2 separate regions of the Homo sapiens genome follow, and region 1 is linked to region 2. A link is an interaction called in ENCODE POLR2A ChIA-PET data of the cell type or tissue named here. Cell type or tissue: K562. All regions are shown on one strand. Links, peaks and the distances in the headings refer to the core of each region. The heading gives the core; the rest is flanking DNA.

Evidence for each region. ChIA-PET counts read pairs that join two places held together with the same protein. Peaks named below come from ENCODE experiments on the same cell type or tissue, not always from the same donor. Only the 100,000 strongest peaks of a DNase experiment are listed, where the experiment ranks them.
Region 1: POLR2A ChIA-PET joins it to region 2 with 5 read pairs; 3 of 35 experiments call an interaction of 5 or more read pairs at or near these places.

What each region holds. Positions count from the first base shown.
Region 1 is chr2:42,458,835-42,471,055 of GRCh38, reverse strand. All of the region lies in intron 1 of KCNG3 (potassium voltage-gated channel modifier subfamily G member 3), which reads left to right. It also overlaps the pseudogene VDAC1P13 and the pseudogene RPS13P3. Among named protein-coding and RNA genes, the nearest start is that of KCNG3, 29 kb to the left of the region's middle. In K562, for the core only: no CTCF peak of the experiment used is centred there; a DNase peak (open chromatin) is centred at 6,295; H3K27me3 peaks cover 882 bases.
Region 2 is chr2:42,632,596-42,644,816 of GRCh38, reverse strand. MTA3 (metastasis associated 1 family member 3) reads right to left here. Exons shown (of 17, transcript NM_001330442.2): 5 at 4,581-4,644; 6 at 573-690. Among named protein-coding and RNA genes, the nearest start is that of MTA3, 70 kb to the right of the region's middle. RefSeq lists a silencer at 1,411-1,611. In K562, for the core only: no CTCF peak of the experiment used is centred there; no DNase peak of the experiment used is centred there.

The sequences.
Region 1 (12,221 bases), core at 1,984-9,983, 170 kb after region 2:
CTCAGCTTTCCAAGTAGCTGGTGCTACAGGCATTTACCACCACGCCTGGCTAATTTAAACATTTTTTGTAGAGTTAGGATCTCACTGTGTTGCCCAGGCTGGTCTCGATCCTCAAGTGATCCTTCCACTTTTGCCTCCCAAAGTGCTGGGATTACAGGTGTGAGAGCCACGCCACCTGGCCCCCCACTTCTTTTTTTTTGAGACAAGGTCTTGCTCTGTTGTCCAGGCTGGAGTGCAGTGATGTGACCATGGCTCACTGCAGCCTCAGCCTCCCATGTCAGCCTCCTGAGTACCTGGGACTACAGACATATGCCACCACGTCTGGCTAATTTTTGTACTTTTTTGTAGAGACAGGTTCCCACTGTGTTGCCCAGGCCAGTTTCAAACTCCTGGGCTCAAGCTATCTGCCTGCCTCAGCCTCCCAAAGTGCTGGGATTACAGTTGTGAGCCACCGTGCTTGATCCTGACTTTTCTTTTTCTAAATGGTTGATTATACATCCTAGGTACTGATTGTGTATTGCAAATATCTTGTCTTATTTATTTATTTTAAAATATTTGTAGAAACAGGGTCTTACTATGTTGCACAGGCTGGTCTTGAACTCCTGCATTCCTCCTGTACGGACCTCGAAGTGTCTGGAGTACAGGCGTGAGCTACAATGCCTGACTGCAAATATCTTTCTGACTGTGGCTGGTATTTTTACTTTGTTTATGGTGTTTTGGGGCTTATAGAATCTGTACATTTTTTTAAAATTTAAACAATTATTTTATTGCGTGAGTACATAGACAAATTTATGCGACCAGGACAGAGGCTGTAGATGACTCATATTTCCAATTGGGAGGGAGGACTCGCTTTGTCTTATAATATCAAGCCAAATGGTGAATCTGACGCTCTATCAGAATCAGACAGAATTTAGCATCCTTATCCTTTCTATTCCTCTCAAGATGCTTTTGAACAGCAACTGCTTTCTTAATTAAATGGTAGAGATCTTCAGGGAGATCAGGAGCAAGTCCTTTGGACTTAAGAATTCTTAAGATTTTATTGCCTGTCACAAAACGTACTTGTGCAACACCATGTGTCTCTCTGTATCACACCGGTTTGTGAAGGAGTCAGGCCTTGTTGGCCAGTTTGTAAATCTCCTTCATTTCATCAGATGTCAACTTCAGCCAAGTGGTGATGCTGCACTGTTAGGGTAGAGCCAACCAGGACAGGCCCTTCCTGGGAGCATGCATGCAACCCATGATGGCAGCAGTCAGGCAGCGAAAGGAAGAAGCTGTACATTTTAACAGACAAATTTATCAAATTTTTCTTTATGATTAGTGTGATTTTTAACTTGTCTGAGAAAATATCCAATATCGTCTCCAAGATCATAAAGATTCTTTTATATTTTCTTTAAAGTTTTAAATATATTTATAAATAATTTACTTAACTTTTACATTTCAAATTGAGTCTTTAGTCCACCTATTATTATTTATGTGAGGAATTTAATTTTATTCACGTGGATAACACTTTCCTTAGCACTACAGAATAGTCCAGTATGTACTTCACTAATCTGAAGAGCCTCATTTGCCATTTATCTTGTTTCTGTGGGTATGTGGATCTACTTCTAGGTTCACTATCCTATTTTTTTTTTTTTTTTTTGAGACAGAGTCTTGCTCTGTCACCCGGGCTCGTGTGCAATGGCCTGATCTTGGCTCTCTGCAACCTCCGCCTCTTGGGTTCAAGCGATTCTTCTGCCTCGGCCTCCTGAGTAGCTGGGATTACAGGCATGCACCACCACACCTGGCTAATTTTTGTATTTTTAGTAGAGATGGGGTTTCCCCATGTTGGCCAGGCTGGTCTCCACCTTCTGACCTCGTGATCCAGCTGCCTCGGCCTCCCAAAGTGCTGGGATTACAAGTGTGAGCCACTGCGCCCGGCCTGCCATCCTATTAATTCCAGCATTCACACTATACTGTCTTAATTACTGAAATAATATAATCAGCTTATTAATTACCATGAAAACCCTTCTTGGGAATTTTGATCACATTACACTAAAATTTTTTGCATTAAATTTATGGATTTAGGGAGTTGGCATTTTTTTTTTTTTTTTTTTTTTTTTTTGGAGACGGAGTCTTGCTGTGTCGCCCAGGCTGTAGTGCAGTGGCATGATCTCGACTCACTGAAACCTCCGCCTCCCAGGTTCAAGCAATTCTCTGCCTCAGCCTCTGGAGTAGTTGAGATTACAGGTGCCTGCCACCAAGCCCAGCTAATTTTTTTGTATTTTTAGTAGAGACGGGGTTTCACCATCTTGGCCAGGTTGGTCTTGAACTCCTGACTTCGTGATCCACTTGCCTCATCCTCCCAAAGTGCTGAGATTACAGGCGTGAGACACTGCGCCCAGCCTGAGAGTGGGCATTTTTACATTATTTAGTTTTATTATCCATGAACATAGTATATAATTCCACTTACTCCACTATTCTTTAATGTCTTTCAATAAAGTTTTATGATTTTCATCTAAAAATTATTTTATATCTTTTGTTAGATTTATATCTAGGTACCTTATAACTTGTGTTGCTATTGCTGATTATATCCTTTTTAAAAATTATAATTTCTGCCTTTTGCTGATATAGCTGTACAGTTGATTTTGTACCTTCATCTTACTTGTAGCAGTATAGACTGTCCCTAATTTATGATGGTTCAATTTAAGATTTTTTGATTTTATGATGAGTTTATTGGAATTTAACTTCATTGTATGTCAAAGAGCACCTGTACTTTTCATTTATTCTAATAATTCAAAGGGTCTATTTTTGTTGTAATGTAGACAGTGATACTGTCTGGAAATAAAGACAGTCTTTGCAACCTTTATAATACCTTTGTCTTGCTGCAGTGACTAAACCCTCTAGAGTTGTACTGATGAGAAATGGTGACAGCCGGCATTCTTGTCTTTTTATTTTTATTTTTAAATGCATTTTTGGATCACATTTGCTAATTTATGTAGAATTTTTGCATCTGTGTTTCTAAGTAAGATTGGCCTACAGTTTTTCTCTCTTGTACTGTCTGTCTGGGTTTGGTATCAACATTTCAGTAACTTTTTTTTTTTTTTTTGAGACAGGGTCTCATTCTGTCACCCAGGCTGATGTGCAGTGGCATGATAATGGCTCACTGCAGCCTCAATCTCTCCAGGCTCGGGTGATCCTCCCACCTCAGCTCCCCAGTAGCTAGGACTATAGGGGCATGCTACCATGCCTGGCTAATTTTTGTATTTTTTGTAGAGACAAGAGTTTCGCCATGTTGTCCAGGCTGGTCTTGAACTCCTGGGCTCAAGCAGTCTGCCTGCCTTGGCCTCCCAAAGCGCTAGGATTACTGTTGTGAGCCATCACACATGGTTCTAATTTTTTTTTTTTTTTTGAAACAGAGTCTCACTCTGTCACCCAGGCTGGAGTGCAGTGGCATGATCTCAGTTCACTGCAACCTCCACCTCCTGGGTTCAAGTGATTCTCCTGCCTCAGCCTCCTGAGTAGCTGGGATTACAGGCATGTGCCACCATGCCTGGCTCATTTTTGTATTTTTAGTAGAGATGGGTTTTCACCATGTTGGCCAGGCTGGTCTTGCACTCCTGACCTCAGATGATCCACCCGCCTTGGCCTCCCAAAGTGCTGGGATTACAGGCGTGAGTTGCTGCGACTGGCCTTTCACTGACTTTTTAAAATGAGTTGGTGACTGCTTTTTTAATTATTTGGGACAGTGTTATATAAAATAGGAATTATTCATGCTTGGTATATGATAGAACTTGCCTGTAAAATCATCTGGACCCGGTATGCATCTTTTGGTGAATAGATGTCAAAGTGTAGATTCAATTTTTTTCATGATTGTAGGACCGTTCAGTTTTTCCAGTTATTCTAAAACTGAAAATTTTGGTCTGATTCATTTTTCTGGGAAATTGTCCATTTCACCTAAATTTTCACATTTATCTTCATGGAGTGGTTTAATATATTTTTATGTTTTTATAAAAGATCTGTTTTTGGCCGGGCGCAGTGGCTCCTGCCTATAATCCCAGCACTTTGGGAGGCCGAGGCGGGCGGATCACCTGAGGTCAAGAGTTGGAGACCAGCCCGGCCAACATGGTGAAACCCCATCTCTACTTAAAATACAAAAATTAGCCAGACGTGGTGGCAAGTGCCTGTAATCCCAGCTACTAGGGAGGCTGAGGCAGGAGAATCGCTTGAACCCGGGTGGCAGAGGTTGCAGTGAGCCGAGATCGCACCACTGCACTCCAGCCTGGATGACAGAGCGAGACTCCATCTCAAAAAAAAAAAAAAAAAGGAAGAGTATTTGCAGTTTTTGCCACTAATTCCTATGGCAAAAACCACAATTAACTTTTGTACCAGTCTACCATTCTGTACTCCCACCAACAGTACACAGTCGTGTGTCGCATAACGACCGGAGATGCTTGGGAGATTTCTTTGCTCTGTGAACGTCATAGAGAGTCCTCACACAAACCTAGATGGTACTGCCTGCTACATACTTCACCACTTAGGCTGTATAGTATAGCCTATTGCTCCTAGGCCACAAGCTTATGCAGAATCTACTGAATACTGTAGGCAGTTACAACACAGTGGTAAATACTTGTGTATTGTATTTCGTTTTTGTTTTTGTTTTTGTTTGTTTGAGACAGAGTCTCTCTCTGTTGCTGAGGCTGGAGTGCAGTGGCACATGATCTTGGCTCACTGCAACCTCCGCCTCCTGGTTTCAAGCGATTCTCCTGCCTCAGCCTCCCGAGTAGCTAGGATTACAGGCAGGCACCACCACGCCTGACTAATTTTTGTATTTTTGTTAGAGACAGGGTTTCACCATGTTGACCAGGCTGGTCTCGAACTCCTGACCTTAGGTGATCCGCCTATCTTGGCCTCTCAAGGTGTTGGGATTACAGATGTGAGCCATTGTGCCTAGCCTATTTGTGTATTTAAACATACCTAAACAGAGAAAAGGTATAGTAAAAATGCAGTATTATAATCTTATGGAACTACTGTCATATATACGATCCATTGTTGACAGAAATGTCATTATGTGGTGTATGACTGTATACGGTTTCAGTTACTTCACAAACTTGGTGTTATTGGTTTTACAAATTTTTGTTATTCTGTCTCAAGTGTAGTAATGTCTCATTGTGGTGTTAATTTCTCTGATGACAGAGTTGATCATCATTTTCATTAGCTTATTGGCTTTTTACATAATTTATTATGTGAAATGTTTGTCCACATAGCCTATTTTTTAAAAAATGGGTTATTTTTGCTATTGAGTTTCAGGAGTTCTTTGTACAATCTGGATACTAGTCCTTTGTCAGATAAATGTGTTGTGAATATTTTCCTCTAGTTTTTTGGTTTGCCAATTTATTTTCTTAGTGGTGTCTTTTACTATACTAAAGTTTTAAATTTTGGTGAAGTCTAATTTATCAGTATTTTCTTTCATGATTACTACTTTTTGTGCCCTATGTAAGAAAGTTTGCCTACTTGCTCAGTCACAAACATTACTCCTGTGTTTTCTTCTAAAATCTTTATAGGCTGAGGACAATGGCTCACTCCTGTAATACTAGCACTTTGGGAGGCTGAGGTGGGTGGATCACTTGAGCCCAGGAGTTCAAGACCAGCCTGGGCAACATGGTGAAATCCCGTCTCTGCTAAAAATACAAAAACTAGTTGGGCGTGGTGGTGCACACCTGTAGTCCGAGCTACTTGGGAGGCTGAGGTGGGAGGATCACCTGAGCCTGGGAGGTAGAGGTTGCAGTGAGCCATGATCGTGCCACTGCACTCCAGGCTGAGCGACAGAGCCAAACCCTGTTTCAAAAAAAAAAAAAGAAAGAAAGAAAGAAATTAAATACTCTTAAAAAAATAAAATCTTAAAGTTTTCACTTTTAAATTTAGTACTACACTCATTCTCATTAATTTTTGTGTGTGGTATGAAGTAAGGATAGTAATGCATTATCTCTAATTGTTAAAATCAACACACCAAATATATCATTTTGTCCTAAATATTCCATTAGACTGATAAAACAGTTGAACTCTCTAATGATTAAATTTTTTGTACCATTAATTTAGTCAAGCAACGTATTTTCTGGGTACCTATTAAGTGCCATGATTAGGCAATATAGTGTTTTTTGTTTGTTTTTTTTAAAGACACACAGCCCTACTTGCTTCCTAGCTGGAGAGACAGACGGCTGAATTTACAACCACTACACGTTGTGCTATGTGCACTGCTAGAGATAAGCACTGACTGCTGTAGGAACATCAGGGAGAAGCTCAGCCATGCTAGTGGACCTAAGATAAGGATTCCCTGGGGTGGTGATCCTTGAGCTCAGACTTGAAGGCCTGGTTGATGCTGGCCAAGAAGGGAGGGTAGATGTGCAAAGGCAAGAGGCGTGAGAAGACTGGGGACTGTGTTACTTTCCATTAGTTGGAGCAGATGGTACAAGGCGGAGAGTGGCAGATCTGAAGCTTTGGATGATAACTCATGCATTTTAGCTGTTATCTGTGGAGAGTTAGGAGTCAGCAATACCTCAGTACTCAGAGTATTCGAGTATTGCTGCTTTTAGTACTGCGAATGTTTTTGTATTCATGACTATAGACTAAAACACTTAGCTTATTGTTTCAGGAAGACCTTATAGTCTAGATACTTTGAAATATCCCTACCTTTGTTTAAATCTTTTGTTTTGGCCAGGCTCAGTGGCTCATGGTCTGTAATCTGAGCACTTTGGGAGGCCAAGGCAGGTGGATCACTTGAGGCCAGCAGTTCTAGACCAACCTGGGCAACTTGTTTTAATGTACATTTGGAAACTTTGTGTGCGTAGAAGTATCATTGTCCTAATGTTTGCAGTGAGTACCTAGTACACAGTAGTTAAGTAAGAATAATCTGAGTTGAGCACTGGACACATTAGTTACCTGTTGTTAGGAAATAGCAAATAATGATATCAGAATGAACTACCTCGCTTTTCAAAATGTCATTTGTTGAGGCAGCCCCCGCTGCAGCCACCACCGAGCCTGCCACCACCACTGAGCCCACTGCCACCGCCTCTAAGCAGAAGATGGTTAAGCCTCCCACGTACGCTGATCTTGGCAAATCTGCCAGGGATGTGTTCACCAAGGGCTGTGGATTAGGCTTAATAAAACTTGATTTGAAAACAAAATCTGAGAAGGGATTAGAATTTACAAACTAGGCTCAGCCAACACTGAGGCCACCAAAGTGACTGGCAGCCTGCGAACCAAGTACAGATGGACCAGATATGGCCTGACAGTTATGGAGAAATGAAACACTGACCGCACACCAGGCACCGAGATTGCGTGGAGGATCAGCTTGCATGTGGACTGAAGCTGACCTTTGATTCATCGCTTGTCACCTAATGCTGGGGGGAAAAAATGCTAAAATCAAAACTGCTATAGGCAGGAGCATATCAACCTGGGTTGCACCGTGGATTGTTGAGGCTTCAATCTGGGGTGCCCTGGTGCTGGGTTATGAGGGCTGGCTGGATGGCTACCGGATGAATTTTGAGACCACAGAGTTTTAAGAGAAGCAGAGGGACTTTACTCTTGGCTACAAGATTGATGAATTCCAGCTTCACACTTATGTGAATGACGGGGCAGAGTTTGGCACCTTTGTTTCCCAGAGGTGAATAAGAAGTTGGACACTGCTGTTAAGCTTGCCTGGATATCAGGAAACAGTAACACTCACTTCATCAGGAAACAATAACACTCACTACAGCAGGCAAGTATCAGATGGACCCTGATGCCTGCTTCTTGGCTAAAGTGTACAACCCTAGCCTGATAGGTTTAGGGTACACTCAGACCGTAAAGCCAAGTATCAAGCTGATGCTGTCAGCTCAGCTGGATGGCAAGAACGTCGATGCTGGTGGCCATGAGCTTGGTCTAGGATTAGAATTTCAAGCACAAATGAATACTGTACAGTTGTTTAATTTTAAACTATTTTGCAGTGTAGCTACCTTCAGAATTTAATGTATCTTTTAACATATATTTGAGATGCAAGTATTGCTACATTTCATGCTAGACCTCCAGGTTAAAGATGATTCAAAGAGTGCTACCTTTTCAGACATACAGAAGAAACCCAATTCCAAAAAAGGTCCTTTTAGCTGTAGACTTGGGGGGAATTTGGTAGCCCTTCTAGAGATGCCAGGTTTTAAAAAAATCTTGCAGTGGCTGCAAGTGGAAGATGATTATGTATAGGCACTTTGTAAATTTGTATTGAATAAATGAATGAAACTGTGACTTCCTGATAATTGAACCTTGGTTTCCTAACCCCAGTTGATCAGAGGCTCATTGCTTCGTGGTGTGTACAAATTCACCTGACAAAGACTTTTTAATTTTTATTATTTATTTATTTATTTTTGAGACAGAGTCTCACTCTGTCGCCCAGGCTGGAGTGCAGTGCTGTAGTCTCAGCCCACTGTAACGTCTGCCTCGTGGGTTCAAGTGATTCTCGTGCCTCAGCCTCTCCAGTAGCTAGGATTACAGGCACGTGCCACCACGCCCGGCTAATTTTTGTATTTTTAGTAGAGACGGGGTTTAACCATGTTGACCAGGCTGGTCTCCAACTCCTGACCTCAAGTAATCCAAAGTGCTGGGATTACAGGCATGAGCCACTGCACCCGGCTAAGGGATCTTTTTAGACAGATCTTCATGACCTGTTCCCATCCCAGTCCTTCATCACCTGTCTTATACCAAAAGGTCTGCAGGGTGTGATAGCTGCTTCTTTTCTACCATTTTGGGGTGGAGAGGGTGGATCTGATGAAGCTGATAATTCAGGACTGAATTCCTTCTCTTGTTGTGCTTTTTTGCCCTTGCACTAGAGTATGAAATAGCTTCCAGGAGCTCCAGCTATAAGCTGGGGAGAGGTTGTGTGATTGTAATCACATGGTGACAACACTTAAAATCTAAATTGGACTTCTGTTGCATTCTCACCACTCAATTTATTTTTTAGCAGTTTAATGGGTACATTTTAGAGTCTTTCATTTTGTGTGGAATTAGATCCTCCCCTTCAAGTGCTGTAATTAACATCACTTAAAATAAAACTTGAATAAAATATTGAAACCTCAAAAAATTAAAAATATCATTTGTTGAAATTCATCTTCCCAAGTTGTTCTGTAGATAAAAACTATCTTGAAGCCAAAATGGTAATATACTATTAAAGAAAAGAATTGTTATCACTTTTTGTAAGGTGATCTTGTTTGAAGAGGTAGATCTTGATATCCTTTCTAGTCTCATAATTCTTTTACTAATGAACTGCCAGTTAAATAAAAAGGGAATAGAACCCATGTGGTAGTCATGTATGGAATAGGAACAGATTATTGAGATTGATCTTCTTGTATTATTTAGGCAAATATATGTACATTGGGGTGGTGGTGAAGGTGCAGAAAGGGATTGTGGCACCTGAAGATTAAGGGGGCCCACCCGGAGTGGAGAGTGTGGGGCCGGGGACCACAGGTGCTGTCAGGCCTGGGTTTCTGCTGCTGTCATCTCTGGAAAGTTTTTAGCAGTGAGAGTCAGAACCACAGATTTTTGATCTCTTCGCCTGTATGCATATGTCCTCTACAGCATGGTAGTCTTCTGAAAACACACTCCCTGGCTCTGGTGAAGAGAAGTGCACCCTGATTTCTGGGTCAGTCAGAAATCTTGAGAGTTTCTGACTCTCAAGAGCCTCAGGCAAGGCGCACACAGAAACACCTCTGGTTTGTCCATGGAGCCAGTTCAGAGCTAAGGAAAAAGCAACCCAAGTCCTCTGTTAGAGCGTAATGAACACGAACACTGATGCATGGGATGGATGAAATTCTTTATGTAAATTAGCTCCTAGAAGATGATGTCTACCTTTTTTTTTTTTTTTTTTTTTTTGTTTTGTTTTGTTTTGTTTTTGGAGACAGAGTCTTGCTGTGTCACCCAGGCTGGAGTGCAGTGGCGTGATCTCGGCTCACTGCAAGCTCCACCTCCTGAGTTCACGCCATCCTCCTGCCTCAGCCTCCCGAGTAGCTGGGACTACAGACGCATGCTGCCACGCCTGGCTAATTTTTTGTATTTTTAGTAGAGACGGGGTTTCACCACGTTAGCCAGGGTGGTCTTAATCTCCTGACCTTGTGATCTGCCCACCTCGGCCTCCCAAAGTGCTGGGATTACAGATATGAGCCACCGCGCCTGGCCTACCTTTTTATCAGTTAAGAAAATCAAAGGAATAGTCAGAGTAGCCATTTTTTTGTAAGATGTTTTGGGGTGCCTTTTGTTTTCTTCACTTGCCTTTCCATTTAGGGGAAGCCTAAACACTGGTCAGTGGCCCAGTGTCGTGTACCTGTTTAATCTATGTAGGGCATCTGCTCACATCTGTGTTTTGTTTTGTTAACTTTTTAAATGTAATTGCTTTTACTTCATCAGGTATCTGGCACTTTCCTGATTTTGTTTTTGCCAAATTAAATCGCCACTTTCTCAAAGAAGCTTTCCGTGGTCTCCCAGATGAAGAAAAACTTATCTTCTTCTGAACTTAATGCACATCAATTATAGCATTTATTACTTTCTACATTCTATTTTTGAGTTCTTAAGGATTGGATTGTTGTTAGGGAGGGTATATCTTACCCTTTGCTAGGTCGCAAACTTTCAGTCTGTTTTATCTTCTTTTAAAAATCTTTTTATTTTGAAATGATTTAATTATTAATTAATTAGTTAATTGATTTATATTTAGAGAGAGTGTTGCTTTGTTGCCCAGGCTGGAGTGCAGTGGTATAATCATGACTCACTGCAGCCTCAAACTCCTGGGTACAGGCAATTCTCCCACCTTCTGAGTAGCTAGGGCTACAGGCGTGCACCATCATGCCTGCTATTTTTTTTGTAGAGATAAGGGTCTTGCTATGTTGTCCATGCTGGTCTCATACTCCTGGCTTCAAGAAGTCCTCCCACCTCAACCTCTCAAAGTGCTGGGATTACAGATGTAAGCCACCTTGCCTGGCTTAAAATAGTTTTATACTTGCAAGAAGTTGCAAAAACAGCACAGAGAGTTCTGTTTTACCCTTCATCTGGTTTCCCCAATGATAACATCTTTTTTTTTTTTCTTTTTGAGATGGAGTCTCTCTCTATTGCCCAGGCTGGAGTGCAGTGGTGCAATCTCGGCTCCCTGCAAGCTCCACCTCCCGGGTTCACACCATTCTCCTGCCTCAGCCTCCCGAGTAGCTAGGACTACAGGTGTCCGCCACCATGCCCAGCTAATTTTTTGTATTTTTAGTAGAGACAGCGTTTCACCATGTTAGCCAGCATGGTCTCGATCTCCTGACCTCATGATCCACCCGCCTTGACCTCCCAAAGAGCTGGGATTACAGGCGTGAGCCACCACGCCCGGCCGATAACATCTTACATAACTGTGCTTAAGTTCTATCTTTAGTTTATCTTTATGCACCTCTCTGTGGCTCTGTAGAGCCTGACATACATTAGGCAGTCACTCATGAGCTTTGTTGCATGGTGAATGAATTAATGGGCTCCATGGGCTTACAGCCACATCCAGGTTAATATGTTGTCATCCCATCCTGACTTGAGGACATTGCATCATCCTGGCTACAAGTGACCTGTCTCAACAGACTCAGACTGAAGCCATGCACATTTCGTGCCTCCTTTGTGCACATTAGTTGACTTGCCAGGCAGGGAGGGTGAGAAAGGACTCTGGGATAAATGCCCACACTCTGAGATTTATTTCAAAATAAGACATGAGGGAGGTAGATGAGGATGTGGAGCGGGTCAGAACTGGCTTTGGGCTGATGGTGAATGGGGCTGGGTATCTGGGGGGTCATAAAACCATAATACCATTCTGTCTTCTCACTCTCTCTATTTTTTTTTTTTTTTGAGACGATGGAGTTTCGCTCTTGTTGCCCAGTCTGGAGTGCAGTGGTGCGATCTTGGCTCACTGCAACCTCCACATCCCGGGTTCAAGCGATTCTCCTGCCTAAGCCTCCCGAGTATCTGGGATTACAGGCGTGTGCCACCACGCCCAGCTAATTTTGTATTTTTAGTAGAGATGGGGTTTCACCATGTTGGTCGGACTCGTCTTGAACTCCTGACCTCAGGTAATCCACCCACCTTGGCCTCAAAAAGTGCTGGGATTTCAGGCGTCTGGCCATTCTGTCTTCTCTTGTATGTTGAATGGTCTCAGTTCTTCATCTCTAAAAGTTTAAGAAACAAAAGCCTACCCCACACTGACATAATATCAA
Region 2 (12,221 bases), core at 2,486-10,485:
TATCCTTTCATATGGGTACGGTTCGTGGCCCCAAAAACAATTACAATAGTTACCTCTAAGATCACTGATCACAGATCACTATAACAGATATTATAATAATGAAAAGGTTTGAAATGTTTCAAGAATTACCAAAATTTGACACAGAGACACTGTCCTGTTGGAAAAATGGCACCAAATGACTTACTCAACAGGGTTGCCACAAACCTTCAAATTTTTAAAAAACTAGATATATATGAAGTGCAGTAAAAACAAAGTACATTAAAATGAGGCAATTTTGTAATTCTAAAATTGGAAGTGCTGGCCAGGCCACACCTATAATAGCATCACTTTTGGGAGTCCGAGGTGGGAGGATTGTTTGAGGCCAGGAGATCAAGACCAGCCTTGGCAACATAGCGAGGCCTCATCTCTATTTATTTATTTATTTTTTATTTTTTACAAAGAACAGTAAAATGGCAAGTGCTTATAACTTTTAGACTTTGCCCTGAACATTGCCTCTTCTACATGAGGACATGTATATTTGAGTTTCAAGATATATTTGTTTCACAAAACTGCAAACACGCAGAAAAACGTACCTTCTAACAGCATTTCTGGAATGTCTGCTTGATATCTAGGTCCCACTCTGATTTCACCTTTGTCAGCTAATAGTGTTTTCAATGAGGGGTCATAGACCAATGAGTAGAAGAAGGTATCCTGAAAAATATGACAAAATACATAGGTATACTTAATTCCTTCTACTTCTTATAAAGCATTAAAATCAATGTTGCTACAATGAACATATAAACCCCAGAGAGTATATAAAATTTCATTTTGGTGAATAAACTCATAAATCTTTAAGGAGAGCATGGTGTTACCGTCATCATGTAAAACAGTACAAAATTAAATCAAGCCAAAAGAAACAGCTTGAAACAAAGTAGATTATAAAGTTCTATTATTTGTTTTAGTCTAAAAGAAAACCATTTGCTCTCTAAAGCAGAGTTTCAAGAGCTAGCAAAATTAAACCATAACTCCAAGGTAAGACACCTAAAGTCAAATCATCTTATAAACTTCTGAAGTCCACACCAAACAGAAGGGAAGACTTCACAGATACCAGGTACTCTTACTTTTGTAATGTCCATCCCAGCTTTTAGTCAAAAGATTAAAAAGTATACATATCTCACATTAAACTGCATGAGTTGAACTTACATGTGGTTTACTGTTATAATAATACCACTTTGTAAATATTTAATTAAACATGTATTAACTATAATTCTGCAGTTAAGTACTGAGGCATACATATATATACATATAGACAGATATACAAACATAGCTATATACATGCTCACCAACAGCATACACACCAAAATTTCCAGTCCTCCCTTACAAAGCTCCTATGTCCTTGTTTCTGAGCCTAATGGACAAAATGACCTGGCACCAGTCCTTTGCTGAATTCCGTATAACCACTAGAGATTATCTGAACCAGAAGCAGAAGTCCCATCTTCTGCTTTCCACTACGATCCCAAAGGTTATCGGCTGCCCAGTTCTCTGTATTATATCCTGGAAGGACCTGTCCCTACTACCAGAACTTTACCAAGCCCCAGCAAAGGAAACTGCAAATAAAAGATAATCTGTCAGACAGTAAAAATCTCTCCTATGGGAGTTCTTACATACTGTGATAAGGGGAAAGGGAAAAAAAACAGAGTTATTCCAACCACTGAGAAATTCTGTGCTGTATTTTATTCATTGTTCACTGTCAGGAAAAAAGTTTAAACAAAAAAACTGTTAAAAAAAAAAGGGGGGGGGGGGAGACACCAATATGTGACAGTTTATGCATACTGTTAAAGTGCTATCTAAGGAAAGAAAAAATCTGCAGGAATAGATAAAACAACCAGCTTAGGCCAGGTGCAGTGGCTCATGCCTATAATCCCAGCACTTTGGGAGGCCGAGGCAGGCGGATCACCTGAGGTCAGGACTTCGAGACTAGCCTCGCCAACATGGTGAAATCCCGTCTCTACTAAAAATAGAAAAATCAGCCGGGTGTGGTGGCAGGCACCTGTAATCCCAGCTGCTCAGGAGGCTGAGGCAGGAGAATCACTTGAACACAGGAGGCAGAGGTTGCAGTGAGCCAAGATTGCACCATTGCACTCCAGCCTGGGGGACAAGAGTGAGACTTCATCTCAAAAAAAAAAAAAAAAACCAACTTAACAAAGCTACAGGGGATGATCATTATGTAATCAGAATTGTTTGATTTTTTTGTTTTGCTTTACAGACATGAGTAATAAATATTACTCAGTAACTGAAGTTATTGCCACTGGCTCAACATCAGATTTTGTTTTTCTTTTTTTTTAATAGAGACGACGTCTCACTATGTTGCCTGGGCTGGTCTCAAACTCCTGGGCTCAAGCAATCCTCCTGCCTCAACCTCCCAAAGTGCTGGGATCACAGACATGAGCCCCCACATGAAGCCACCATCAGATTTAAATGCAGAGATACTTCAGTTCACTTTTTATCTGTAAAACCTATTAGCATGGTACTCCAATAAAAACAGGAGCTTGCCATACTCTACAATATAATAAGATGAAATGATTATTTGGGTCATATAAGTTGCTTAAAATCCTTAGATTTCTATGTCCTGATATGGGAAAATATTCAAAATATGTTTGGTTTATAATAGAAGTTGTAAAAAAGAAGAAGAAAAGGTTCCAGATAGGCCAATTTCAAGAACACAGAGTTAAAAGTAAAGGATGATAATTAAAAAGTTATTCTTTGGGTTACCGTCTTTATGCCAATCTCAATATTTTATTTTTAAATTTTTTATATATTTAGGGGGTACAAGTGCAGAGTTCTTATATGCATACATTGTGTCATGGTAAAGTCTGGGCTTTTAGTGTACCCATCACCTGAATAGTGAACAGTGTACCCAATAGGTAATTTTTCAATCCTCATCCCTCTCCAATGTCTATTTTTTTTTTTTAAGACAAGGTCTCACTCTGTCACCCAGACTAGAGGTATAGTAGCGCGATCTCGGCTCACTGCAACCTCCGCCTCCCAGATCCAAGGTATTCTCCTGCCTCAGCCTCCCAAGTAGCTGGGATTACAGGCATGCGCCACCACGCCCGGTTAATTTTTGCATGGCCCAGCTAATTTTTGTATTTTTAGCAGATACAGGCTTTCACCACGTTGGTCAGGCTGGTCTCGAACTCCTGACCTCGTGATCCGCCCACCTCGGCCTCCCAAAGCGCTGGGATCACATGTGTGAGCCACCACGTTCGGCCGAAAAAAAAAAATTTAATACAATGAAATGCATGGAATGTTTTGCCTTTTTCTTTCTGCTTCCGTGAAATAATGCTAATTTCTGGGCATTATCATTATCCATATTATAATCCATCATTCTGTGGGACAGACTAATGACAAAAGCCTATCTAAATTTTACAAAGGTAAGTTATAAAGTCTATTAGCCTTTTTTCTGCTTTGAATATGACTTTTCCTGTTGGTTTTCTTATTTCCTATTAGGTTTTCTAATGTATAGTGGGTTCTGCATGATTGTATCAAACTTTTTCTGTTATATTTTCTTCATTTGAGATAAATGGGCAACACTTGAGTATAAGATTTAAAAAAAAAAAAAAAAAAAACCGGCCAGGCACAGTGGCTCATGCCTCTGATCCCAGCACTTTGGGAGGCTGAGGAAGGCAGATCACCTGAGGCCAGGAGTTGAAGACCAGCCTAGCAAACATGGCAAAACCCCATCTCTACCAAAAACACAAAAATTAGCCGGGTATGGTGGCAGGCACCTATGATCCCAGCTACTCAGGAGGCTGAAGCATGAGAATTGCTTGAACCCGGGAGGCGGAGGTTGCAGTGGGTCAAGATCACGTCACTGCGTTCCAGAATGGGGGACAGAGCAAGACTTTGTCTCCAAAAACTAAAACATACGTATATGTAATAAAGCTTTTGGGGGAGAAGAAAAAAATCATAAAGATTAAATACTGAAGCATCACTGATACTAAAATATGTTTCCCACCATACAAATGATGTTGCTTTAAATGTCACCTAAAACTATGCATACCATGGAATATTCTGCTTATAAAAATTTCCTCCTTTCCATGAAGCGTATGCTCTATCTCAACTTGTTAACTACATTTCTTGTTGAGGTTTAGTGAAAAATATTTTTAACTGACAAAATTTATTAGGATTCCAGAAAGCAGACCACCAAAGGTAAAATCTCATCTGGAAACAGTCTAAAAGAAAAACCATTTATTCAAGAAATAAAAACAAAAACAAAACAGAAAGGGGAGCCAAGCACACTAAAGCATTAATTTCATAAAGTCAAAAATATTCATCTACTATCAACTAAATCCATGTACCATTCTCTATAATGCCATTCATTACCAACTGAAAAACAGACACAGTTTTTGCTCTTATCTCAGATAACCAGAAAAATCAAATTTACCCGAATGCATTCTAGTCACTATACTTTTACTATAATACTGCTATTAATATAATGGTGGAATAATACTTTTGTACAAAAAGAAATAAATTCCAAGGAAAGAGCTTCATGTGAAATAAAGGGAGAAAAAAACAAAACAACTATGATTGTGAATTACCTCCTTATCAAGATATGACAATACTGATTCTGTCTCATTCAGAAGGGCAACACTGCACTTTCCCCTGTTGAAAAAGAAAAAAAGAATAAATGTAACAAAGGCCACCTCACCTTCTCAGTGATGAGAAATACAAAGTTAAGAATGTGAGACTGGTATTAAGAAACTACATGGCAGTTAGGAATATATATTTTTTCAAACCATTTAGACCCACTTTACAATCCTAATGTCAGGTAACTTATAAAATAAGGCTGTCTTTATAGGCATTTCTTGAGAGGCTAGCCTGTTGGAGTAATTGTGTTAGGCAATAAATCCTAATATGCAATACTTTATAGGTAGTTTCTACTTATTCAAGAAAAAAAAAGAGTACAATGAGAACTTCAGACTAAGAGTCAGTTTCTGAACCTATAAATAGATATTATGAGGTAATTTTATAAAAGGGATGTTCAGACAAAGACACCACCACACAAACCAATGGCTAAATAATATTCAGATTTTTATGAGCAGCCACTAACTACATTTAAGAACCTAAAAATAATACACATTCATATCAGGATATAACTAATTCATCTATATTGAAATTACTCTAAAAACTAGTTAAAATTTAAACACAAGGAGCCTTCTATAGAGCAAGGGGCAAAATAAACATCGACAGATCCACGGACCTTGAGGTCTGACAGCACTTACATTTGATCTGAGCTTGGAAACTAACGTCTGTTTTTATAAGGCTTGTCTAGACTCTGAGAAAAACTGAGGTTATGTAGGTAGAGGCATTTATTACGAGCACTTTCAAAATGACCCTAACTAGCCTAAAAAAATCCGTATAACTAATAGAAATCTGACAGGAGCATTTTGAAGATTATTCAAGTTACAAATACTGGTCAGGGCTCACACAATGTTTCTTTAAAATGTCGTAAGATCATTTGATTTTCTAAACAAAAATTAAGACATCTCCAAAAGCCAACATGCAAAAACAAATATATCACATATATATTAAATAAGAAGCTAGAAATTCGTGGGGTATGGTAGCACATGCCTGTAATCCCAGCTACTCAGGGGGCTGAGGCAGGAGAATCGCTTGAACCCCAGAGGCAGAGGTTGCAGTGAGCCGAGATCGTGCCACTGCACTCCAGCCCGGGCGACAGAGCAAGACTCCGCCTCAAAAAAAAAAAAAAAGAAAGAAAGAAAGCAAGCTAGAAAAGCTTGCTGTTGGATCACCAGAGTGAAATACAATTCAAAGAAAAAAATTACCAAGAGCAAAATAAAATACTAAAAGTGCTAACACATTGGTCAAAACAGCTTGCTAAACATTTTGCAACTATATACTCTTTAAATTAAAAAAAAAAAAAACCCCTTATAAAAATGTCTTTTTCTGGTGATCACTGTAGGTTAGAAAGCTTTCTTTGAGAGCATGTGGTATTTCCACACTATCCTGTCAAATCTCTAACGTGGTTACTGGAAGTGTTTATAAAGGTTTTCTTTTTTTCTAACATATTTTATTCAAGTAGATTAGTGAAGCAAAAAAAAAAAAAAATTAACATCACTTTAGCACACATAACAACACTGAAAAGACAACAATTGTGCCCAGCTCACACCTGTAATCTCAGCACTTTGGGAGGCCGAGGTAGAAGAATCGCTTGAGCCCAGGAGTTTGAGACCAGGCTACACAGCAAGATCTCAACTCTACTGAAAATTAAAAAAAATAAAATAAGCAGGGCATAGTCCCAGCTACTCGCGGTTGGGGGACTGCTTGAGCCCAGGAGGTCTAGGGTGCACTGAGCTGTATTTGCACCACTGAACTCCAGCCTGGGCAAAAGAGCAAGACCCTGTCTCAAAAAAAAAAAAGAAAAGGTAACAATTATCTGACATGTTCTCATAACGGACAGAATTGCAACTAGGGAAATTGCTCTGCTGCCGTTAGCACATCGACAGCTGCCACAGAATATCTATGACCTGTGAATATGTGCTCACACATGCAATATGCTTAATAAATGAGGTTTCTAAAAATAGTTTTCACTTACTTTTTCCCCTCATTAACAGCTGACAAAGCAATATTTCTAACATTTGATACTCAATCACCTAGAAAAAAAAATCCCCCTTTTTAAAAAAATAAGTTCTCTAAAGTCAGATTTGCTTGTTTTAATGGGGAGGAGTAAAACCTGCTAAATTTTATTTTAATAGGTACTTTTTTTTAAGGCTAGTCAACTGAAACAGTGATAGTGGAGAAGAAAAAAAGAAATCTGTAACTGGTTATAAACACTACTGCACTATGCCCAGCCAATACCACTGTCTTTAATAGTCCCTTGACTTTTAAGGGTTAACGGACACTGAAAATTCAAACAAACAATATAGCATACTTTAAAAGTCTCTTCCATATGGTCTGAAATAAAAGATTTTAAATTATAAAACCTTTATTTTCATAATTATATTAGGAAATAAGGAAACACAGGTTATAATGAAGTACAAATTGTTTTTGGAAATGCAGTTTTTATACAAAGATGAAAGGATAATAAGTGATCTAAGTTTTAAATTTTTCTTTAATATAGCTATATTGTACATCTCCCCAAATTAAAAATGAAAATCTAACATTTACAATTTTCATGTACATACATTAACAGCTAAGAGGTTGAGTCAGAATTATTTTATGAAGTAAATATGAATATGTAATTAACACATATATTACCATGCCAAGAGTTGTTGATAAAAGTGGTTTAAAAAGAGATTTAAAGCGTTAGTTTCCTTTATGCCAAACAAATCTTGGCTCATAGATAAAAACATGGTAAATTTTAAGCTAACCCCAACCTAAAGGAACTATTATCAAATTCCGTATACAGATACCATAGGCAATTTATACTGAGTCTCAAGCAATGAACCTAATCATGTGTCATGTACGATATTTTAATCCTTAAATAATAAAGATGCCCAAGCATGATATGAAGTGTATCAAAGACCACAACACAAAGATCACTCCAGGCCCATATAATCACTCGTACTACTTTTCTACACAGAACCACAAAGGAGTACAGAATTGCTATAAAGAAAACCTACTTTCCCACAGGTCACTGAAAAGGTTTTCAAAGTATAATCTGTTTCAGAGACTGCGCAGGGTGCTGGGACACAAAGACATGTGAATAAATAATTACGACAAAACAAAGTCACACGTTCAACAGCAGGCGCTGATCAGCCTGGAATCTGCTACTTGCTTAATGGTATGTCCCATATAATCCTACAGACTGAAAAACGTAAAAATGTGCATACAGGTTATATATTTCTTTTATCTAAAGCTAGTACATATTTGTATAAATGAAAGAGGAGGGCCAGGCGCAGTGGCTCATGCCTATGATCCCAGCACTTTGGGAGGCCGATGCGGGCGGGTCACGAGGTCAGGAGTTCGAGACCAGCCTGGCCAATACGGTGAAGCCCTGTCTCTACTAAAAACACAAAAATTAGCTGGGAGTGGTAGCACACGCCTGTAGTCCCAGCTACTCTGGAGGCTGAGGCAGGAGAATGGCTTGAACCTGGGAGCCGGAGGTTGCAGTGAGCCGAGATCGCACCACTGCACTCCAGCCTGGTGACAGGGCGAAACCCCGTCTCAAAAAAAAAAAAAAAAAAAGAAAGAAAGAGAAAGAAGTTTAAATTAGTGATCATTTACCCCCTGCCTGTAGACTTTCTTCTTTTGTTTTGTTTTGTTTTGTTTTGAGAAAGGGTCTAGCTCTGTCACCCAGGCTGGAGTGCAGCGGCATAATCACAGTTCACTGCAGCCTCAACCTCCTGGACTCAATCAATCCTCCCACCTCAGCCTCCCCAGTAGCTGGGACTACAGGTGTGTGCCACACGCAGAGCTAATTTTTTTTAAATTCTTTGTAGAGATAGAGTTTTGCTATGTTTCCCAGGCTGCTCTCAAACTCCCTGGCTCAAGCGATCCTCCCACCTTGGCCTCCCAAAGGCTGGGATTATAGACATGAGCCACCACACTTGGCCCAAACTTTCTTTTACCTTGATACAACTTGAAGCGGGGACTACCCACTTAGAAAAGTGCAGATATCTTAGTGCTGTACCAGACTTACTGAATTTCAATGTCTTGGGATGGGTCCAGGAATCTACATGATTAACAAACATCACCAAGTTTAGTGAACTTTTTTAAGTTCACTAAACTTAAAAAACCATTCCTGGCCCGGCGCCGTGGCTCACGCCTGTAATCCTAGCATTCTATAAGGCTGAGGCGGGCAGATTGCCTGAGCTCAGGTATAGTTCAAGACCAGCCTGGGCAACATGGTGAAACTCCATCTCTACTAAAATATAAAAAATTAGCTGGGTGTGGTGGTGCACGCCTGTAATCCCAGCTACTGCGGAGGCTGTGGCACAAGAACTGCTTGAACCTGGGAGAAGGAGGTGCAGTGAGCCAAGATCATGCCACTGCACTCGAGCCTGGGTGACAGAGTGAAATTCTGTCTTGGGAAAAAAAAACAGAAAAATTCCTATAGATGCAGAGTTTGACATTAAACTTGCCTTGTTCAACAAACAGTATTATTGCTTCATTAAAGAAAGACATTTTTTTATTGACTTTACAAGTCTTACATTTGCCACAAACTCTAGATTCTTTTTTTTTTGAGATAGAGTCTCGCTCTGTTGCCCAGGCTGGAGTGCAAGTGGTGTGATCTTATCCTTACTGCAGCCTCCATCTCCTGGGTTCAAGTGATTCTGCTGACTCAGCCTCTCAACTAGCTGGGATTACAGATGCCCACCATCACACCCAGCTCATTTTTGTATTTTTAGTAAAGACGGGGTTTCACCATGTTGGTCAGGCTGGTCTCGAACTCCTAATTTCAGGTGATCCACCCGCCTCGGCCTCCCAAAATGCTGGGATTACAGACATGAGCCACTTTGCCCGGCCCAAGTTACAGATTCTTAATATTTCTTTGTATAAAGAACAGTGTCAAAATATTAGGTTCTGGGATTGGTAAATCAGTGAGTAGACAGTTTTGACAGCATTTAACACAATGAACACAATGAACAATCAAATAAAAAAATAAAGATCAGAGATGCAAAATGCTTTCAGAAGACTAGATTTCTCAACAGCAACCGCATAAAACAGAATAGCACAGATTCAAAATTCTGAGAGAAGTGATTTCCAAACCAAAATTCTATGTCTAAACAAATCATTGGCCAAGTGTGAGAAATATTTTTAGATATATGAGAATAAAAACTTTTACATTTTTAGAAGACTTAATCAAAAGGCAAAGGTAAAACAATGATAAACTCCATGGAAAACAAAAGTTTATACAAGAAAGAATACATAATACTGACATGTTCATAAAACACAAAGACTGTTTACTAAGTTAAATAAAAGTTGTGATAATATTAGAAACAGATGGCAAAGGGAATAGGGAAGAGAGAAGTAAAGGTAAATTCCTAAAACTGAAAAATTAATAGTAGGAATATAAGAACAGTATAAATGCCAGAAGCCACCATCGAGAGGAGTTGAAAATGACTACAGAGTTGGAACCAAGCAAATGACTGCCTTGGATATTATTAGACAGCCATATCCATACACTTTTAAAAAAATAACAAAATTTAAATTTAAAATGAAAGGGGGTGATATGGTTTGGCTCTGTGTCCCCACCCAAATCTCATCTTGAATTGTGATCCCCATAATCCTCACGTGTCGAGGGAGGGACCTAGTGGGTGGTGATTGGATCACGGGGGCAGTTTCATGATAGTGAGTTCTCACATGATCTGACGGTTTTATACATGTTTGACAGTTCCTCCTTCTCCTTCTCTCGCCTGCTGCCAAGTAAGACATGCCTGCTTCCCCTTCCACCATGATTGTAAGTTGCCTGAGTCTTCCCCAGCCATGCAGAACTGTGAATCAATTAAAAGTCTTTTCCTTACAAATTACCCAGTCTCGGGTAGTTCTATAGCAGTGTGAGAATAGACTAATAAAGAGAAATCCTAATTAAAATACCTAATTAAAATACATAAATTTCCATGACTACCACACCAAGGGAGCAAGGATTATGTACAATGACTCTATATATCAGGTTTTCTCAACCTCGGCACCACTGGTGGACATTTTGGGCCAGATAATTTTTTGTTGTGGAGGCTGTCTCATGCACTACAGGATGTTGAGCAGCATCCCTGGCCTCTCTGCAGTGGATGACAGTAGCACCCCCTCATCCATTTGTTAGAGCCAAACTGTCCAAATTGTCAAAGGTCCCTGGGATACAATATCACTCCCGGTTGAGAATCACTGTTCTACATTAAGAAAACTATGGTTTTCTTAATTATATCTTGGTAACAAACATTTAAGATTGCATATATTAAGTGAAAGAATATGTTTTTTTTTTTTTTGAGACAGAGTCTCGCTCTGTCGCCCAGGTTGGAGTGCAGTGGCGCGGTCTCGGCTCACTGCAAGCTCCGCCTCCCGGGTACACGCCATTCTCCTGCCTCAGCCTCCAGCTGGGACTACAGGCGCCCGCCACCACGGCCGGCTAACTTTTTTTTGTATTTTTAGTAGAGACGGGGTTTCACTGTGTTAGCCAGGATGGTCTCGATCTCCTGACCTTGTGATCCGCCCGCCTCGGCCTCCCAAAGTGCTGGGATTACAGGCATGAGCCACCGCGCCCAGCCAAGAATATGATTTTTAATGGACTTCTTTTTTGAGACAGGATCTCGCTCTGTCACCCAGGTCAGAGTGCAGTGGCGTGATCTCAGCTCACTGCAGCCTCCACCTCCTAGGCTCAAGTGATCCTCCCACCTCAGTTTCCTGAGTAATTGGGACCACAGGCATGAACCACCAGGCCCCGCTAACTTTTGTATTCTTTGTAGAGACAGGGTTTCACCATGTTGCCCAGACTGGTCTAAAACTCCTAGGATCAAGCGATCCTCCTTGGCCCCCCAATTGCTGGGATTACAGGCATGAGCCATCAAACCCGACCCTGGACCTCTGCTTTTTTTTTTTTGAGACAGACTTTCACTCGGTCACCATGCTGGAATACAGTGGTGCGATCTCGGCTCACTGCAACCTCGGCTCACTGCAACCTCTGCCTTCCAGGTTCAAACGATTCTCCTGCCTCAGCCTCCCGAGTAGCTAGGACTACAGGCATGCACCCCCATACCCAGCTAATTTTTGTATTTTTACTAGAGACAGGATTTCACCATGTTGGCCAGGATGGTCTCGAGCTCTTGACCTCATGATCCGCCCACCTCAGCCTCCCAAAGTGCTGGGATTACAGGTGTAAGCCACCATGCCCGACTGTATTTTTTTTTTTTTAAAAAGGAGTACAAAGAGAATTAAATCTGGAAATCTTTAAATATTTCTATTCAAAGATAGATCTTTGAATAGAAGATCTGTTACTAATACTGCTTTAACAGATGCTCACAAATAAAACTTAAAAGAAGCCACACACACACCACCCTGAAACATCTGTTTGTGTGTACACAAAGTAGAGGAATGAAAAGCCAAAAAGAGAAGTTTGGGCTTAATAAAATCGATTAATCTATTTCTGAAGAAAAATGACTGACAAATTATGTTTTGAGATGCCCATTCCATCCATGGGATGTGGAGCATAGCAAAGACACCATAATTCTGAATATTTGATAACAAATATGAAAGAAACTGTCAAGGAGGAATCAAGTAGGAAA